3 separate regions of the Homo sapiens genome follow, and regions 1 and 3 are each linked to region 2. The links are chromatin contacts, found by Hi-C or POLR2A ChIA-PET in ENCODE. All regions are on one chromosome and are shown on one strand. The core of a region is the stretch at or near the end of the contact, and the rest is flanking DNA. Distances in the headings are between cores, read along the strand shown. Region 1 holds the start of STRN (striatin). Region 2 holds the start of SOS1 (SOS Ras/Rac guanine nucleotide exchange factor 1). Region 3 holds the start of HEATR5B (HEAT repeat containing 5B).

Region 1 (4,548 bases), core at 1,459-3,958, 2.2 Mb before region 2:
ATGACTGTAATCCCAGCTACTTGGGAGGCTGAGGCAGAAGGATTGCTTAAACTTGGGAGGCTGAGGCAGAAGGATTGCTTAAACCTGGGAGGCGGAGGTTGCAGTGAGCTAAGACTGCACCACTGCACACCGGCCTGGGCAACAGAGCGAGACCCTCTCTCCAATAAAAGGAAAAAAAAAAAGGAGTCTCTTTAATATGATAAGCACCCATGGGAAAGCTACCTGAAGTTAATAAACATTTGCCACAAACAACCCAGGAAGGGGTGTTTGGAGATGTGTGCATAAAAACTGAAGATCAACTACAGTTACCAGTAAATTGAAAAGTTTAAACGAGGAGAGGGAGTGAACGGGGCGGGGCGGGGGGAAGGATGGGTTGGAATTCCCCAACTTCTACAGGTAGAAAGGTAAGCATTGTTTTCTGGTGTGTGTGTGTGTTTTGTTTTTGTTTTTTTTTTTTTAACCAAATTAGTGTGAGTTATCTATATTCCCAAAACTGGAAAAGAAATTAAATTTTAAGTAACTAATACAAAAATCATTCCCCACAACTGCACAACATTAAAGTTAAACTTTGCCTTTAACATTTCCTTGAATCCTGAAATCCACACCTTTTATAGAATGCGCTGCTAATAAAGATCAATCTGTAAGTATTCAAATTTGTTGGAGACTATATAAACAAGGTCAAAGAAGACTTGCAAATATCAGATAGACTAGATCGACTAAATACTACAGCAATATAACAATAGGAATGAAAAAGTTGCCAAATAATATAAACATGTAACTACAGACTTACAAGGAAATCATAGAAACTACTGGTCACTCCCTAACTTCATTCAGCTGCTCATTTGTCATCTCTCAGAGGCCTACCCTGACTACCCCATCTAAAATAGCTGCCCCTATCACACGCTATTCCTGAACTCTGACTTATTTCTTCCTCACAGCAGTTGCCACTATAAGCCATTATATTCTATAGGCGCATTTGCTGGACTGTTTGCCTCTCCACTAAAACATAAACTCCATGAGGGCAGAAGCTTGGTCGGTTTTCTTTCAACACAGGGCCTAGACACACAGCTGGCACTCAATACACAGGTGCTGAATAAAATACATGATAAAACTGAAACCCAGAGAGGTTAAAGGATTTCCTCAAGGTCACAGAGCTAGCAACAAACACAGCCCTTACTATAACCTTGTCTACTACAGCCTTGTGTGTTCGCTCTTTCCACAGCCACTTCCACTACACCAGAGCCTGTTCCAGCACATGATTCTATTTAACAGATTTCTCCTCTTCTTTTTTTTCTTAAGCGCCAAATACATGTTACCAAAAAAAGTGACACACTGGGTAGCATTTTAAACTCAAGTGTTTTGCCAACTAAAACTATACTCAAATTTCATAAGTATACAGGCTTAGCCCGTAAAACAGAAAGGCACAACTATTCATAGTTCTTTAAGTTCCTTTTGAAATTGGTGTGTATGCCCTGGAAGTTTTAAGAACAACCACTGAAAACCTATTCACCAATTCTGAATGGCTTGTAAAGTATCAGCCTCACTTTCATTCTTTTCAGAGCCCACAGTTATCTCCTCCCTGGATATACTTTATCTTGCAGATTATGCAAGGCAATGTAACTAACTTCAAAGTCCCTTTAGTTCCTTTTAAAGCACAAGAAAATCTCCCAAAACACTGAACATAAAATTAACCCTTGGGAAGTTTCAGATTCTGAGAACAGGAACCACCTCTTAACCATTCTCTCTGACTGCGATCATCTAGGTCCTTCATTCAAAATGCATTAATTGGAAATACCTAAAAGAAACGTGGGAGGGGGCCGGGGGGTCGGAAGAAAGTGGAGAACAGACATTTACATATATAAAAAAAGGGATCTGATATATGAATAACACTTTTGCCCAACGTCAACTTCTCGCCTCGACTCAAGGCCTGACACAACTTCTGTTGTCTTCTTGATCACCTTCCTTGAAGAGAGGGGCCAAAGCCGGCACGTTCTGCGGAGACTGTCTCTAGACCTAGGAAGGGGCACACCAGGGCAGCGGACGATTTGCTCCGCGTCTCTCAAAACTACTGCCAGCCCAATTAGTAAACCGAGAGGGCAGCCCTGAGATGCAGGATGGCCAGAGAGTTGAAATGAGTCTGGGAGTTAAGAGTGGGATGGGGCGGACGAACAGGCGTGGGGAGGGTAAACAACGCACCAGGAGCGGGAGTGAGAACAGGGTCGAGGTGGGGTCAGCGAAAGGCAAAAGGCGAAGAGAAGAAGGGGACGGGGCTCCGGGTGGGATGGGCGGCAGCAAAGGGGGAGGGGACGCGAGAAGGCTGGGGGAGGGGGAGAAGGGTCCGGGGCGGGGCGGAAGGGAGCAAAGAGGCGGGATGAAGACGGCCAGGCCGGGAGGGTCTTTACCTGCAGCTCCGCCCGCTCCACCTCCCACTGGGCTCTCTCCACCTCGAAGCGGGCCCACTCGTGCTGCAGGAAGTGCAGGATCCCCGGGAGACTGTACTGGGCTCGGGCCGCCCCCGCCGCAGCCGCCCCGTCGCCGGCCGCGGCAGCCTCCGCCAGAGGCCCGAGCCCCTTGGCACCGCCGGCGCCCGGGTGGTTGTTGCTGAAGAAGACGCCGGGACCCGCCTGCTCGTCCATGGCGGCCGCAGATACCCGGGGAGCTGCCCCGGCGCCCAGCAGCGGAGGCAACAGCGGCGGCAAGCAGCGCCTCCTCCTCCCTCCGCCGCTCCCGCCCACACCCCAGTCAGCAGGGAGCAGCCTCCTGGGCGCGGGGGCCGGCCGAGCCCGTGACGGGCCGGGAAATGGGTCAACTGCGGCGCGCTGGCGGCCCGGGGCTTGCCGGGAAATGTAGTCGCGGGGCGGGGCGCGGGCTAGCGCGGCCCGGGCGGCCTGTAGGGCTGTGCCTCAGCTTGGGCGTGGCCTCGGGCCCGCCCCGCCCCGGCTCGCCGCGTAGGGGGCCGGCTGGGCGGGGAGAGCGGGTTTCCTCTGGGGCCGGCTGGGCGCGGGCGGGCGGGTCTCCAGTCTTCCTCGCACGCGGAAGTTCGCGGGCGGCGCACCCTGTTGCATTCAAAAACACACACACACACACACACACACACACACGGAAGTTGTCACGCCAAGATACCTGCCCGAGCTGCACATCTTTTAAGGCTTCCTGGCCGTTCTGTGAAGGAACAGGCTCAAAGCGAGCTACCCGGTGCGGCCGCGGGACCGGGGTTCTCCCGCCAGCTGCCCTGCGTGCTCTCGCTTCGGCTTCGTGTTCGGAGTTTCTCTCACCCTAGACGCTCCTCCATTCTGCCAATCTGCGGGTCGCTGTCGCTCTTGCCTTTCTCTTTTGACTCGAGGGGCTCAAACCTGTTACCTGACCAGTTTTCATTTCTAAGGAACGCCGATCACCTTTCTAAGACAACGCCGCAGCTTTCTGCTGCTGCTTCCAAATTGTGGTTTGTTGACAGCCCATCTGAAAAACTGCTCCGTTGAAGTTTCTTTCCCTTTGCAGTCCTCCTGCAGTAAATCCTGTAAAAGTTTTAGCATCCAATAATAGATGTTCTGTTATTTCGGTCTCATTTTTCCTATCTTATTCCCGCTGATTTTTACTCTACTTAATTGAACAAATATTTTGATTATCGGTTTTCTCTTGCGCTGGGAATATTAAGATAAATGACATCGTTTCTGTCATCAAAGATTGGCGTATAATCAAATATCACAAAGGCTTAATTTAAAAGCTACACCACCTTGAAAAAGCAAGTTCCCTTTCTGCTCCCTAGCGCGGTCTTAGATATCCTGGCCCCTCTCCGTTTTCACTTGTCCTGTTCCCAGTTTCTTTCACGATTCACCTGCCAACTGGCAACAGCATCCGCCTACCAAAGGTACACCAAAGTCCTTTCAAGTTACTCTCTGTAAATATTTGCCTTCTCCGAAGTCTGACAATATGTCACTATAAATTCACACTACAACAGTGGCAAAAAGGAAGGCCCCTGAAAACAATTTAACAAATGCAAATGAAATTAAGCACTTATTTTGTCACCCTAACAAGTTATCTGAAATTCTTACGTTTTGTAGGACGTACTTGTGGGTTATCAGACTTGATGGCCATGAAAAAATGTAAAGATCTAGGCTGCTGAGTGACATGTCAGGGAAAGACATCCTGTCCCTGTCCTCTCTCCCCTCCCCCCCTTTCCCATGGCTACTTGCAGAAAGGACAGGAAACACATTGTGTCTGCTCTGGTTGCAAATAAAGATGGAGAACTCTCTTCTCTCGCTTAATTAATGTTTCTGCTTTATGAATTCATTCTTTATTATCATCAAAGATTGATCCAGGCCTGGCCAAATTCCCTGTGCCATAACTTATTTTGGCTGTCAGTGTCCTTTGAGATACAGCCCAGTCTTCTCATTTACAGCTCAAGGAACTAAATTCCAAAAAAATTGAGACTTGTCAACAATGAGGCCTTGAGTGAGACGACATATCCGACAATTCCTTTAAGTCAATTCATAGCAGACACAAAATGTAATTAAATGTATAGATAATCTGGACTACCACACATATACA
Region 2 (4,626 bases), core at 104-2,603:
AGGCTAAAAATTCTTAACAAGCCAAATGACAGCACCAAGAATCTCGAACGCTGCAAAAACAAAACAAAACCCCCCTGAAATTGGTAGCATGTGCACCAGCCCCTGTTAATCGGAGGAGCGGGGGAAACCAGGAGAATGAGGAGTGAATACTGACGGCGAGCAGAGCAGGCCACGTTCCTACTGGCAGGCGAGCTCGCAATTCCTTTGAGCAAGCCTTACGGCCAGGGCATTCTCAAGCCACTAAAACCAGCGTACTGGACACCTAAAACGGTAGGCTGACAGCAGCTCCGGGCTAAGACCAAGAAGACGGAAAAGTGGCCTGCTTTGACCTCCGCTGAAAACTGAGGCTCCTCCAACTGTTGTTGTCCTGGAATCAAAGGGCAAAGCATTCACCTCTCAGGGGTTGGATTATCCGGATAAACTCCCCCCGGCTCCCTGCGGCATTCCCACACACCCGGTGGATGTCAACACCGAGAGCCAGCCGTATGAGGGGGGCCTCTCCGTGTGCGCCGTCCTTTTGGAGACGCGGCGAGACCGGGAAGAAAGACGGCCCTGCGCGCGCCCCGCCTCCCCAGCCCTTCCCCAGCGCCCGCGCTGGGGGGCTGCGGCCGGGAAGCGGGGTCCCGCGTGCTCCTCACCTTTTTCAGCGCAGGCACCAGTAGTCCCCGCCACTTGGGCGCGTTCTCTTCGCTGAAAAACTCGTAGGGCAGCTGCTGCGCCTGCATGGTGCCCCCGGGGCGCCTCTGGGCGGGGAGAGGGGCGGCGGCGGCCGGGCCAGGGAGCCGCGAGAGGGCGAGCTCGCAGCGCGGAACAGGGCCGCGGCCCCACCGGACGGCCCGGCCCCCTCCGGGCGCCGCGCAGCCGGGCTAGCCCTGGCGAGGGGGCTGGGGGGCGAGGCCCGCGCCTGGCCACCCACCCGACACAGGTACCAGCCGTGGAGAACGGACGCGGCCCGGAGGCGGCGGCATCCCGCACCACCGCCCCGGGGCCAGGCCCCCCGCCCCTCCCCGGCCCGCCGGCGCCGCCCCGGGCTGCCCTCTGCCGCGGCCGCCGCCCGCCCGCCGGGGCTGCACTCCCGGGCCCGGTCTGGCCCCGCGGCGGAGCTGGCGGCTGGGGGAGGACGTGTGGAGGGACGCTCCGGCCGCGGCGCCCGCTCCGCGTAGTTGGGACTCCGAAACGCAAGAGCCCCGGGCGGGGCGGAGCTGGGGCGGAGGTCTCGCGGGGAAGGGGAAGGACCGGAGGTCGTTGTTGGGGAATCTGGCTGCCCTGAGGTGCCGCCGCGGCCGCCGCCGCCACCGCCGCCGCCGGTGTAGCGCTGGAGCTTCCTACTAGCGAACTGAACCTGCTCGCTACTGAGCATGCGCTGCCGTGCTGGGCTGGTTCGCTCCGGGTTTTCCGGCTCCCGGTGAAGGAGGAGGAAAGCTCGAGAGAGAAAGAGAGAGAGAGACAGGGAGGGCGCCCGGCCGGGCTGTGGCTGCGCTCCTGGGGGCTGCAGGGGAGGGGCGAAGGGGCCCGAGAAGTCGCACCCTGGCAAAGTGGGGCCTGCAAGGGTGGGTGATGACTAGGGTAAAGAGGCTCCCCATTGTGTGGCCTGGCCGTGAGGGCTCCCACCCTTCTCGGAGTCCCTGGGCCCTTCGTTTCGGAAAGGGGTGTGTGTACTTTGTTCCTGAACACGAAGATAAGGACTGCCCAGAGCACGCAATGTATAGTAAACAGACTGGACAAAAGACAGGTGCTCTGTCACGAAACCTACTGCTCAGTATCTGCTGAGTAGTAGAAGTGATTGCGGTGTTTCTAAGTGGTCTTTCCACAAAATAATAAAATGTGTACGTGTAGTATTGATTTTGTGTGAATGTTTTAGATTCCCTCTGTTCATCTTTTAAACCCACTCCAGAAATGAACTCCAGTAAGCACTTTCCTCCAGTGGATATCGAGACCTCTTTTACAGCTCCTAGAGCACTGCACTTATGCCCCTCTCAGGGCGTTCAGTCTATTGTGTTTTGTTATCTTTTGCGGTTCTTTCGACTAGATAATAAACTGGAAGGCAGATCTTTTTCACCAGGGCCTCTACACAGTGTAGAACAGGCACTCAGTCAATGTTAGTGGAATGCTAAAGGAGCAGTATTTATAAACTGTCCCTCCAGGCCACTGTTTGTTTATAATAGGGGCACTTTGTGGCAGACACCTTATGATTTATCATTAATTATCATTTTTTTGAGTATCATCTCATTTAATCCCCATAGCAACCCTATTATTTTCATTTCACCGATAAGAAGGCAGTTTAGAGGAACTAGCCTGGGTTAAAGCTGACATTGTGTCCTGCTATTCCTGAGAACAGTAACCAGGATCACATAAACGAGAAAGGTTCAGTGGTTCTTAATCTTTACAGGACCTCTTTGAAAATCTGGAAAAACAACTCTTAGGTTATTTCCTTTAAAAATACACAGGCCGGCCAGGCGAGGTGGCTCATGCCTGTAATCCCAGCACTTTAGGAGGCCGAGGCGGATGGATCACCTGAGGTCAGGAGTTCCAGACTAGCCTGGCCAACACTGTGAAAACCTGTCTCCATAAGAAATACAAAAATTAGCCGAGCATGGTGGTGGGCGCCTGTAATCCCAGCTACTTGGGAGGCTGAGGCAGGAGAATCGCTTGAACCCAGGAGGCAGAGGTTGCAGTGAGCCGGGATCATGCCACTGCACTCCAGCCTGGGCAACAAAACCAAAACTCCGTTTCAATTCAAAAAAAAATATACACACACACACACACACACACACACATACACACAGACCGGCCGGGCGCAGTGGCTCACGCCTGTAATCCCAGCACTTTGGGAGGCCGAGGTGGGCGGACCATTTGAGTTCAGGAGTTTGAGACCAGGCTGGCGAGACCCATCTTTATTGTTTTATTGAAAAAATAAAAATATACATACTTGGTTTACATTTGAAAAACTCCCCACTTTCAAAGTGTGTGGAATGAAAGCTGGAATTATAGGCGCCTGCCACCACACCCAGGTAATTTTTGTATTTTTATTAGAGATGGGGTTTCACTGTATTGGCCAGGCTGGTCTCGAACTCCTGACCTCGTCATCCACCCGCCTCGGCCTCCCAAAATGCTGTGATTACAAGCCTGAGCCACCGCGCCCGGTCAGCCCTCTTCAAATATTTAAAGGGTTGTGATATGGGGGAAGAGATTGGTTTGTATGGTTCCAAATGAACCAACATCAAGCCTGTACCCCAAACTATTGCTTGGCTTCCCATTGCTCTTAGAATACATTTCAAACTTCTTACCGTACCCCACAAAGGCGTGCATCTGGCTCCTGCTCACATTCTCAATGTTTTCTCACCATTCACAACCTCGCCTCACCACACTCCAGTCACAGTAGCCTTCTGTCTATTCCTAGAAAACAACAACCTGCCTAAAGAACATTGTTCTTCTCTCAGCCTAGAACCCCTAACTGTTCCCTTGGCTGGTTATAAACATCACCACCTCCAAGAGGCCTTCTCCGATCACTCCAAGTAATTCTCACCTGTGTATTTCTACCTTATGTTCTTTTTATTTCCTGCTAGCACTAAATCAAATCAGTCCTCTATTTTTGGTTGTTGGTTTCCCTCCTGCCCCCAAATAAAATGTAAACTCCTAGAGAGAGAGAAACAATCTTTTTTTTTTTTTTTTCTTTTTCTGAGACAGAGTCTCATTTTGTTGCCCAGGCTAGAATGCAGGCGGAATCTTGGCTCACTACAACCTCCACTTCCCAGGTTCAAGTGATTTTCCTGCCTCAGCTTCCCGAGTAGCTGGGACTACAGGCGCACGCCACCAAGCCCGGCCAATTTTTGTATTTTTAGTAGAGGTGGGGTTTCGCTAGGTTGGCCAGGCTGGTCTCGAACTCCTGACCTCAAGCAATCCACCCACCTCCGCCTCCCAAAGTGCTGGGACTACAGGCGTGAGCCACCGCGCCCGGCCGAGATCAACAATCTTGTGCGTTTCGTTCTTCATTGGTTTTAATCGTATCCCCGGGGCCTACAATGCCTGCACACAGTAGGTAGCAATAAATATTGTCGAAGGAATAAAATGTGCATGCAGGAAAGTTCCAGGACTACATAATCAACGTTGTTTCCAGAAAACGGGCGATTTTCGGGGTGTGCAGGTAAAAAGCGTACATTCACTCACTCGGGCTAAGAGGTTGGGCATGTTGACCTCTAAGATCCCCTTCAACTCCGAATCTCTGATTTGACTGCAGAGGAAAACAAGCCCTAGAAACATGGGTTACAGCCTGGGCTAGGCTTGCTTAGCGGCCAGGGCAGGTTTTCACTAGCATGGCCGTTTGGGCCGTAGACAGGGCGGGTAACTGGAGAGAAACTGCAGTGAAGAGACTCAGTGCTTCGCAGCGGGGAGACCTACAGGGAGTGCCAGGGTCAGCCCCGCTAAGGTCAAGGAGCACTCCATCACCCCTGTACTGCTTGCCTGTATCTCTTGGGACAAAACAAAACACCTATGTCCATTCAGCAAGAGAAGACAACCGTGCGGACTCAGAAACGTGCAGACGGGTAGGCACGTGTAGACGTAAAAGTGTCGCCCACCAATCCCCCGCGCCAGCCCCTCAGCTTTTACCGCCGACGGGTGCGCCCT
Region 3 (4,547 bases), core at 1,148-3,647, 2.0 Mb before region 2:
TGAGAAAAGTTTTTACTACTCACTTTTAAATTTGATCAGGCAGCCAAAGATCATCAGACATTTGAGGGAAGTATCTACTTTTTTTTTTTTTTTTTTTTTTTTTTTTTTTTTTCAGATGGAGTTTCACTCTTGTCCCCCGGGCTGGAGTGCATTAGTGCGATCTCGGCTCCTTGCAACCTCTGCCTTTCCGGCTCAAGCGATTCTCCTGCCTCAGCCTCCCCAGTAGCTGGGATTACAGGCGCCCACGACCACGCCTGGCTAATTTTCGTACTTTTAGCAGTGTTTAGTAGAAACGGGGTTTCACCATGTTGGCCAGGCTAGTCTGGAACTCCTGACCTCAGGTGATCCACCCACCTCAGCTTCCCAACGTGCTGGGATTACAGGCGTGAACCACCATGCCGGGCCATATCTACTTTTAAAGACAGAATATAAAATACACAGACAATAAAAAGTAAGTTGAATCAATGTTGGGAACTGGCTCCAAAACTGGCCATAAATAAAATCTCTGCAGCACTGTGACATGTTCATGATGGCCATAACGAAACCCGAATGAGGGCAAGGAACACCTGGCCTGAAAACCGCTTAAAGGCGCTCTTAAACCACAAACAATACCATGAGCGATCTGCGCCTTAAGGGCATGTTCCTGCTGCACAGAACTAGCCAGACCCACCCCTTTGTTTCAGCATACCCCTTCGTTTCCCATAAGGGATACTTTTAGCTAATCGAATATCTGTAGAAACAATGTTAATGGCTGGCTTGCTGTTAATAGACACTTGAGTAAATCTCTGTTCCGGGGTCTCAGCTCTGAAGCCTGTGAGACCCCTGATTTCCCACTTTACACCTCTATATTTCTGTGTGTGTCTTTAATTCCTCTAGCGCCGCTAGGTTAGGGTCTCCCCAAACGAGCTGGTCTCGGCAAATCAAGGCTATGCAGGAAGAAAAAACAGATTAAAAAAAAAAAAGAGCCTATTATTGACTCCTCAAAGAGATAAGTGAAGACACTGGGATTGTTAGGCAGCATAGAGAGATCACTTGCAACGGGTGACGATGATAAATTTAAAGTGACACCAGTCATATAGCCATGTTTTTCTCCAGTTACAATGAGCTGCCCAGGTACAAACATAAAGAAGATAGGCAATGAGCTGGATTTAAACGAGGTTTGAGTTTTGCCACTAAATTTCCCATTCGTGTAATACTCTCAAGTTCCATAAGTGACCCATAAACCTTCCAAAACATAACATGTGTTTTCTTAAGAATCATGACCACATAATCTCTTCACGTTAATGCAACTGGGAAAAAAGAGCAATACCATACCTTGTTGGCAGCAACCAAGACTTTATCAAGAAATCGCAACCATTCAAAGATGAAAACTGGTCTTTTTGCTTCGGTGATTTGAGCCAAAGCTTCTTCATTTAGCAATAAACTGTGGGCTAACTCCATTACGGAAGTTTGAAATTCACACCTTAAATTTAACAGAGTAAAAAATACTTGTAAGTATTTTTTAATGTTAAAAGTCAAGCTTAATGGAATATACTCACTAAGAAAAGTAGGACTACTCATTTCATTTGGGGAAAAACTCAACTTCTTTGAGGCAAAACCTGAGAACATACTTTTAAATGACAAAAATACAAACAAAAACAGAAGAAAACTACTTGGTAAGGAAGAGTGACTCATGGAGTGAAAAGAAAATTAAAAGAAATTATTGCCAAAAAAGGCATTATTCCAGAAGAAATATGTCCAGCAACACATATGTCATTTACCCGTTCTATAAATGAAAAAACTGAAGCACTAAGATCAAACACCCCAGCCGGGCTTGACAACCATCCTCCTCTTTTTCTCGTCCAGGGTTCGGTACATAGCACCTTTACCCTCCCGCGCTGCACCTGGCCAGAGGGACTGAGGTCAAAACACCCAGCACAGACATCCCGAACTGCAGGTCTCCAAGACTCTTCCTACGCGGATGGGTGGGGCGGCCAGGCCCGGCGGCCGAAGCGTCAGTGACAACACCAGGCGGTCCGGAATGCACCCGAGAAGCCTCGCGCGCTCGGGGTCTGGCTTCACCTGGCTACTCCAAGAACCGCAAGCGGCGGACCCGGGGAAACACCAAGAGGCCGCCGCAAGCCTCCGTGGGGTTCCGCAGGCTGTCAATAGCACGAGGCGGCAGCTCGGAACTAAGCACGGAGCCAGAAAAGGGAAAATGTTCATTACGAACTCAAATGTCTTCCCCACCCGTCTGAAAATGTACGTCGGACAGGAGTCCGTGCGTGTCAACATGCATGCTTCGGCGACCTCACCTCGTAGTCTGGAAGGGAAGATCAGCTGAGCTCCGGGGGTAGAAGCAGCCACCAAGAGACCCGGATGCCCCACCTCCCGCACTCCTACCTGCAGGAAACAAGGGAAGAGCGCTTGCGCGGAGGGCTGGTCTTGCGCAAGCGCAGTCACCACGTCCTCCTATCCCCACCCGCCGCGAATTTCCAATAGAGTCTGCACTAGGAAACTGGTGGGAGCCGAGGTCCGGAAGTCCGACGCTGGTCGGTGGGCGCATGCGCAGCGCGCGCTCTACGGCGCTGAACCGGGGCGAGCAGAGAGCTGTCAGGTAAGAGAGCTGTCAGGTAAGGGTCTGGGGACAACCGGTAGAATGATAAAAGGCAGAGTGCGCTGGCCATGACTACCGTATCACACCGTCAGCCACTTTTCCATCCGTGGGTGGTTGCGTCTGTGGGACGCTTGCAGCCAGGAGGAACGCGTGAGGGAAGGGATCAGCGGTTCCTGAGCGTAGTATTGAGAGTGGGACGTTTCTTGTCACATTTATACTGTAGGTCCATTTCTCCACTTGTATATGTAATGGGACTCTCAATATGTCTGTTTCCCGACTACGCCCCCTAAAAAAACAAAAACAAACCTACTCCTACAGTCTTCCCACTCTCAAAAAACGTTAACTCCGTTCTTCCATGTATTCAGGCCAAAAACTTAGCGTTATCTTGACATCGTTCTTTACGTACTACCTACAACATCAGCAAATCCTGTAAGCTCTACCTTCAAGTGTACCCCAAATGCGACCACTTGCATTGCTATCACTCTGGTACGAGCCTCCATCATCTCTGCCAGGGTATCGCCTTGTGAAGTTTATGCTTATCTTTGATGGAAATGGATAATGCTAAAGTATATTTTACCAATAGAAAGAGAGCTTTAAAAGCAACCTGTAACCCCATTCAGATGTGCCTGGCACTTTAAAGTTAAGTAGGTCTCTTAAAAACAATGTAATCCTATTTGCAAGGCACTATGACCCGGATTCTTTGTGGTTTTGAAATAGTCATTTAGCCATACTGAACCTTAATTTCTCCAACAGGAAAAACTCTTCCTACCTTGTAGAGTTGTTAGTGGTGGTTAAATGTGATAAAAATGTGTGATATACTGGGTAAGTGTTAAACCATTATGTGTAAAAATGCTGTTATTACCAATGAAGAATCTGAGGTTTAGAGGAAGCGGGTGAATTACCATAAATGCTGTATATAATAGTGCACGTTTTTAACTTATAATAAAAATAGGTAAACTAAACTGTAATGTTTAAAGATGCACACGTGGATGACAAAACTATCGAGAAAATGAAGGAAATGATTGCCATAAAAAACAGAATAGTGACTATTCTTAGAACCAAAAGAGAGTTGCAACTGGATAGGGGACAAAGAGGGCTCCCAGGTGCCTGATAAGGTTCTACTTCCTGATAACTTTTGCTACATAACAAATTATCCCCAAATGTAGCAGCTTAAGATAACTGTAATCATTTGTTATCTCACAGTTTCTATGGGTCAGGAATTTGTTAGCAGCTTAGCTTAGTTTAGCATGGACTTTCTTAAGAAGTTGCAGTGAAGATGCCAGCCCAGGCTGAGTCATTTGAAGGCCTGACTGGAGCAAGAGAATCCATTTCCAAGGTAGCTCACTCCTGTGGCTCATGAGTTTGTGCTGGCTTTTAATAGGAGGACTCAGTTCCAATCGTGTGACCTTCTCCATAGAGCTTCTTGAGTATCCTTATTATGTGACCACTGACTTCCTTCAAGTGAGTCATCTAACTTCAAAGTTAGAATGACCTAAGAGCTGCAGTTATGACCAAAAAATCAACTCCATCATCTCCACAAAATCCTGTTGGTTACACAGGTTAATCCTGTTCACTGTGGAAGGAGACTACACTAAGGATGTAGAAAACCACACAGCAAGAATGACTGGGAGTCATTTTGGAGGGTACCACATGGTTACAAGAATGTTTGACTCACAGAAATGTATTAAGCTGTACATTTGTTTTATGTGTTTTCTGTACGTATTTAAAAAGTGTTTAAAAATGACTTGTTGACATAGGAAAAAGTTATAAAATTACAAATATTAAAGACCCTTTTTATCCTCATTGTTGCTAAACAATTATTAAGCATTTGTGTTTGGGATGCAGTGGTAGGTAGGGAGGATATAGGGGACTTGTCTTTGTGTTTAACACAAGATATACATTATCTAGTTGAGAAGATATACATTAAAAATATAAAAAACCAGGCCAGGTG

Evidence for each region. Hi-C counts contacts between places; a loop is a spot of excess contacts on that map. ChIA-PET counts read pairs that join two places held with the same protein, here RNA polymerase II (POLR2A). Pooled maps may share reads with other maps.
Region 1: a map of CD8-positive, alpha-beta T cell shows a loop between it and region 2 (8-fold over the local background). The contact joins the promoter of STRN here to the promoter of SOS1 in region 2. A Hi-C loop is called at or near these places in 6 of 168 maps with a recorded cell type or tissue (B cell, CD4-positive, alpha-beta T cell, CD4-positive, alpha-beta memory T cell and 3 more), 1 of 37 single-sample maps with no recorded cell type and 11 of 50 pooled maps. POLR2A ChIA-PET finds 5 or more read pairs at or near these places in 1 of 52 experiments (Caco-2).
Region 3: a map of B cell shows a loop between it and region 2 (6-fold over the local background). The contact joins the promoter of HEATR5B here to the promoter of SOS1 in region 2. A Hi-C loop is called at or near these places in 2 of 168 maps with a recorded cell type or tissue (B cell and naive thymus-derived CD4-positive, alpha-beta T cell), 2 of 37 single-sample maps with no recorded cell type and 11 of 50 pooled maps.

Annotation. Positions count from the first base shown.
Region 1 is chr2:36,963,828-36,968,375 of GRCh38, forward strand. STRN (striatin) reads right to left here and starts at 2,709. Exons shown (of 18, transcript NM_003162.4): 1 at 2,403-2,709. The coding sequence starts at 2,636. RefSeq lists a silencer at 2,390-3,199.
Region 2 is chr2:39,119,698-39,124,323 of GRCh38, forward strand. It overlaps SOS1 (SOS Ras/Rac guanine nucleotide exchange factor 1), which reads right to left and starts at 1,354. Exons shown (of 23, transcript NM_005633.4): 1 at 639-1,354. The coding sequence starts at 725. RefSeq lists enhancers at 224-303, 4,151-4,320, 4,351-4,500 and a silencer at 504-1,223.
Region 3 is chr2:37,081,975-37,086,521 of GRCh38, forward strand. It overlaps HEATR5B (HEAT repeat containing 5B), which reads right to left and starts at 2,398. Exons shown (of 36, transcript NM_019024.3): 1 at 2,295-2,398; 2 at 1,315-1,462. The coding sequence starts at 1,440. It overlaps GPATCH11 (G-patch domain containing 11), which reads left to right and starts at 2,544. Exons shown (of 9, transcript NM_174931.4): 1 at 2,544-2,596. RefSeq lists enhancers at 1,906-2,005, 2,476-2,635.